2 separate regions of the Homo sapiens genome follow, and region 2 is linked to region 1. A link is an interaction called in ENCODE POLR2A ChIA-PET data of the cell type or tissue named here. Cell type or tissue: B cell. All regions are shown on one strand. Each heading gives the region's core, and the rest is flanking DNA. Links, peaks and the distances in the headings are about the cores only.

What was found. Peaks named below come from ENCODE experiments on the same cell type or tissue, not always from the same donor. Only the 100,000 strongest peaks of a DNase experiment are listed, where the experiment ranks them.
Region 2: POLR2A ChIA-PET joins it to region 1 with 6 read pairs; 2 of 35 experiments call an interaction of 5 or more read pairs at or near these places.

What each region holds. Positions count from the first base shown.
Region 1 is chr2:60,706,305-60,709,221 of GRCh38, reverse strand. No RefSeq gene overlaps it. Among named protein-coding and RNA genes, the nearest start is that of PAPOLG, 49 kb to the left of the region's middle. In B cell, for the core only: CTCF peaks have their summits at 1,163 and 1,365 (motif pointing left); a DNase peak (open chromatin) is centred at 1,341.
Region 2 is chr2:60,904,837-60,907,753 of GRCh38, reverse strand. All of the region lies in intron 4 of REL (REL proto-oncogene, NF-kB subunit), which reads right to left. Among named protein-coding and RNA genes, the nearest start is that of REL, 25 kb to the right of the region's middle. In B cell, for the core only: no CTCF peak of the experiment used is centred there; a DNase peak (open chromatin) is centred at 1,096.

The sequences.
Region 1 (2,917 bases), core at 275-2,774:
TGACCAGTAGGTAAACAAGGGGTGGTGGAGCACCAGAATGACACAAATCTCCCAGCAGAAGTGATGCCTTGAGAGCGGTGCTGGCAGCTGGGCAAATGCTAATCCTGCTTAGGATATTGGGGCCTTGGGAGAACCTGCCACCTTTCCTGGAGACAAAGGCAGGGGAGCCAGACCTTCTTCAGGACAGCCAGCTTTCAGTCATGGCAAGAAACTAAGCAGTTTCCTATGGGAGGGGTGCTGACAATGTTGGAGGTAGGTTTACTGTGCGAGCAGTGGGCCAGTGGGTCAATGGAGAGAAAACACAGGGACCTTCCATCTGGAGCAGTGGCTGAGGATGGGAAGGGTGGGAAGCATGCTGGCATAGACTGGCCAAGACTCTAAATGATATTCTAGACAGCATGGCTCAGCTTAGAACCCAAAGTAGCATTGGTTTCTTTTCTTTTTTCTCTTATTTTCTTTTTTTTCTTTTTTTTTTCTTTTTTTTTTTTTGCTATGAAGTCTCATTCTATCCCCCAGGCTGGAGTGCAGTGGTATAATCTCGGCTCACTACAACCACCGCCTCCCAGGTTCAAGCGATTTTCCTGCCTCAGCCTCCTGTGTAGCTGGGATTACAGGCACCTGGGTAATTTGTCTATTTTTAGTATAGACGGGCTTTCGCCACGTTGGCCAAGCTGGTCTCGAACTCCCGGCCTCAAGTGATCTGCCTGCCTCAGTCTTCCAAAGTGTTGGGATTACAGGTGTGAGCCACCGTGCCTGGCTTTCCCCCCTCATCTTAAGATCTGCTTCTAAGTGTTGACTTATTTTTATTTTTGAGACAGTCTCCCTCTGTCCCACAGGCTGGAGTGCAGTGACAAGATCTCGGCTCACTGTAATCTCCATCTCCCAGGCTGAAGCGATTCTTGTGCCTCAGCCTCCCAAGTAGCTGTGGCCACAGGCTCTGGCCAACACGCCTGGTTAATTTTTTTGTAGTTTCAGTAGAGACAGGGTTTCACCATGTTGGCCAGGCTGGGCTCCAACTCCTGGCCTCGAGTGATCCGCCCATTTCGGCCTCCCAAAGCGCTCGGACTACAGGCATGAGCCACCGCTCCTGGCCTAGTGTTGGGTCTCTTAATGGTTTTAGGCAAGGAGGGGCAGTTACAGATAGGTCAAGGAGAAAGAGCACTTTCTAAGTAACGTGCTGCCCTGCTGAAGAATAGTCTGTCCCACGAGGTAGTGACTTCATCATATATTGTTTGTTTTTAAAGAAGTGGGATGGACATCTGTCAGGGAAGCTGAAAGTAGGGTTGGGCTGCAGAACTTCAAAAAATTCTAACTCTGAAAAATCTGAAATTTCAGAGTATAGTATTTGGCTATGACCCCCTCTAGTGGCCATTGTGCAGAATTAACCATAATACAAACATTTCAGAACTGAACTCAAAATTTCAAACCTCAAGACTAGCTAGGGTTTGTGGCTTTTAGGGAATATCCTAAATTCTGTTATGTGGATAATTCTGCATGAAATCCATCGAGGTGTCTTGGCTTTTACTGTTTGAATCACATTAATGATTTTTTCTAAATCAGAGGCAGCTGTATCAGGAAGACATCGCTGGCTGGTAGACTTCTGCACCAGGCACATAAAGTCTAGGAGAGCAAAACAAATCAGATTCCTGTCTTCATGGTGTTTACATTCTTGTATGGGGAACAGATGATCAATAACCGGTCAATAAGAAAGTAAGACTCTGATTAATGTTATGGCAGGAAATAGGCAGAGTGTGGTGACAAGGACTAAGGAGGCTGACCTACTTGCATAGGGCACTCAGGGAAGGTTTCTTTAAAGAGGTGACATTTAAATGAGAAGAGGCAGAAGAATATCCCAGGCAGGCAAAACAATAGATACAAAGGACCTGTGGTAGGAACAGCTCATCTAGGAGCTGATGGAAGGCTGACATACCTGGAAAACGAAATTAGCAAATGGCATAAGGCCTGGGTTGTGGCTGGAGGACACCCCAAGGGCCAGATCATACCAGTTCTTGAAGACCATGGGAAACCTCAAAAGCCATGGGAAATTCAGTTTTGATAACTTTCATCCCATCTTAACAGATTGTGTTTATTTATTTATTTATTTATTTATTTATTTATTTGAGATGGAGTCTCGCTCTGTCGCTCAGGTTGGCGTGCAGTGGCACTATCTCTGCTCACTGCAACCTCTGCCTCCCAGGCTCAAGTGATTGATTCTCCTGCCTCAGTCTCCCGAGTAGCTGGGACTACTGGTGCACACCACCACACCCAGCTTATTTTTGTATTTTTAGTAGTGATGGGGTTTCGCCATGTTGGCAGTGGCTGGTCTTGAACTCCTGGCCTCAAATGATCCGCCTGCCTTGGCTTGCCGAAGTGGTGGGATTACAGGCATGAGCCACCGCGCCCAGCCTGTATTTATTTAAAAATTAATTTTATTGAAATTATCTGTACCCATACTTTGCTTCTAAATGGAATAAATATTTTTTAAAAACTTGAATTTGATTTCATATTAACTGATTTTATCTGTTGGTTTCTAAGACCATAGATTTCTTTTGTACTAAACATTCTTTCTCTACCAGCATTGGGTAGTGAATTTAGACAGGTAATATTGAATTGGAAACAGCAGGTTCTTTGTTGGAAAACATAGTACATTATTCTCTAGAAGAGAACATCATCAAGGCACTGACCTCTTTCTAAGGAGGAACTGGAGAGAGTTTTCTCTTTTCATGAAGACAGCTTCTGTGCTTGAACTACTTCATCCAAAAAGAGACTTACTAGAATTAGCCAAGCCCCAAAGTATGAGAGTTTTTCTGCAATGTGAAAAACTTAACATTGTTTTACTTTGTCAGGGAATTTCAGAAATGAGTTAAAAATTTAAAGCTCAATGTAGATTAGTCAGCTTCTTTTGATCTAAATATTT
Region 2 (2,917 bases), core at 132-2,631, 200 kb before region 1:
ACACCACTGCACTCCAGCCTGGGCAACAGAGCGAGACTCCGTAAAAAAAAAAAAAAGAAAAGTACAAATATGACATGTTCGTCCATTTATTCTTTCAACCGTTTTAGTTTGTTTGTTTTTTTGATACGGGGTCTCACTGTCACCCAGGCTGAAGTGCAGTGGCACAATCTGGGCTCACTGCAACCCAGCCTGATAGGCTCAAGTGATCCTCCTACCTCAGCCTCTGGAGCAGGCTGGGACTTGCAGCACGCACCCATGCCCAGCCAATTTTTTGTAGAGATGGGGTTTCACCACATTGCCCAGGCTGGTCTCGAACTAGACTCAAGTGATCCACCCATCTTGGCCTCCCCAAGGGCTGGGATTACAGGCATGAGCCACCGTGCCTGGCCCTTTTAACACATTTTAATTAAGCTTCTTTCATGTGCCAGAGATACAAGGAAGACAGTCCTCATCCTCCAGAATTTCATGATTTAGTGTAGGAAAAACATGTAATCAAAGTTATAGCAAACCATATTAGAAATATGTACAGGTACTGGCTGGGTGCGGTGGCTCACGCCTGTAATCCCAGTACTCTGGGAGGCCAAGGTGGGCGGATCACCTGAGGTCAGGAGTTCAAGACCAGCCTGGCCATGGTGAAACCCCATCTCTACTAAAAATACAAAAAAAATTAGCTGGGCATGGTGGCGCGTGCCTGTAGTCCCAGCTACTCAGAAGGCTGAGGCAGGAGAATTGCTTGAACCTGGGAGGTGGAGGTTGCGGTAAGCCAAGATTGCACCATTGCACTCCAGCCTGGGCAACAAGAGCGAAACTCTGTCTCGGAAAAGAAAAAAAAAAAAAAAATATATATATATATATATATACACACACACACATACACACACGCACACACACACACATACATACACACACATATATATATACACACACACACAGGTACTTTGGGAAAACAGAGAGAAGGTCAGGGAAGGCTTTAAAGACGATGTGATCCTTAAACTTGGAGGGTGAGTAAGAAAAATTCACCAGGCAGATCAGGGTATTTCATGCAAAGGAACTGCATGTATAAAAGCACAGAGGTAAGAAAGAACATGGCTCTTCTAACAGTGCAGATAGTTCAGAACGGCAAAAACAAGTAAGTGCATGTGTGCACTCAGTGGTAGAGGAAGGAGGGGTAGGAAGCTGAGGTACAGAATGAAAGCTAGAATGGAAAGGAAGGCTTCCAGATTATGAAGGGCTTTAAAGGCCATATTTGAGAAGCTGAACTCAGCATGTAGATCAGATCAAAGTTTCTCAGAGTATACTCTGTGGATCACTTGCATCAGAATCATCTCAGATAGAGATTTTCAAATTGTAGCTTGGGAACCACTGATTGTAAAATTAATTTAGTGGGCTGGGTAAGCACTAACAATGCAAGAGAGAAAGAAAAAGAAGGGAAAGGAAAGGTACAGAATAGAATTGAGTACACTGCATGTAGTGGGGCGATATGGTTTGGCTCTGTGTCTCCACCCAAATCTCATCTTGAATTGTACTCCCATAATTCTCATGTGTTGTGGGAGGGACCCAGTGGGAGATAATTTGAATCATGGGGGTGGTTTCCCCCATACTGCTCTCGTGGTAGTGAATAAGTCTCACAAGATATGATGGTTTTATCAGGGATTTCCGCTTTTGCATTTTCCTCATTTTCTCTTGCTGCCACCATCTAAGAAGTGCCTTTCACCTCCGCCATGATTCTGAGGCCTCCCCAGCCATGTGGAACTGTAAGTCCAATTAAACTTCTTTTTCTTCACAGTCTCAGGTGTGTCTTTATCAGCAGAGTGAAAACGGACTAATACATAGGGTATCGCTGTCCTAAGGGTGTGGTGTATGTATATATATTGAACTCAAAAACAAAATCTATTTCTTACTGTGGGTCATGGTGAAAGAGTTAAGAAATACTGATCTAGATGTTTGTTAAAATGCAGATTCCCAGCACACCTGTCTTTCAAGTCACCTGCTTGGCCCTCTTCCAAGTGTATTTTTCTTCCTTTCCTTCCTGCTCTAAGGCTTTTTAATAAACTTTCACTCCTGCTCTAAAACTTGTCTCGGTCTCTCCTTCTGTCTCCTGAGGAGGCAAGAATTGGGGCTGCTGCAGACCCGAACAGATACTTTTGGCTGCTAACACACTTTGGTGCCATGTGACTCGGATAAGTTATTATTTTAAAAATATTTTTTAAAATGTAGATTCCCAGGACCCATACCAGCCCTATCAAATTAGTGGAAGTGTGGCCTGAAATCTACATTTTTAACAGTACTAAGATATTCCTATGCACATTCAAATTGAGAACCACTGCTGAAAGGCTCGGGAAGGAATGAATTTGCAAACAGGCTGGGTGTGGTGGCTCATGCCTGTAATCCCAGCACTTTGGGAGGCTGAGGCGGGCGGATCACAAGGTCAGGAGATTGAGACCATCCTGGCTAACACGATGAAACCCCATCTCTACTAAAAATACAAAAAATTAGCCGGGTGCGGTGGCGGGTGCCTATAGTCCCAGCTACTCGGGAGGCTGAGGCAGGAGAATGGTGTGAACCCGGGAGGCGGAGCTTGCAGTGAGCCGAGATCGTGCCACTGCACTCCAGCCTGGGCGACAGAGGGAGACTCCATCACAAACAAACAAAGAAAAAACAAGTAAACAACAACAGGAAACATAAATAGTGGGAAGGATTAACTGGCAGGATTGTTCCTTCCCCAAATCAATATTCATCCAGGCGGCATGGTAGAGTTGTTAAAACCATGACCTTAGAGTCAGGGGCTCCCTATGTTCAAATCCTAGCTCTACCACTCATCAGCTATATAACCTTGAACAAATTACTTTCCTTTTCTTTACTTAGAGACGGGGTCTTGTTCCGTCGCTCAGGCTGAAGTGCAATAGTGAGAACACCG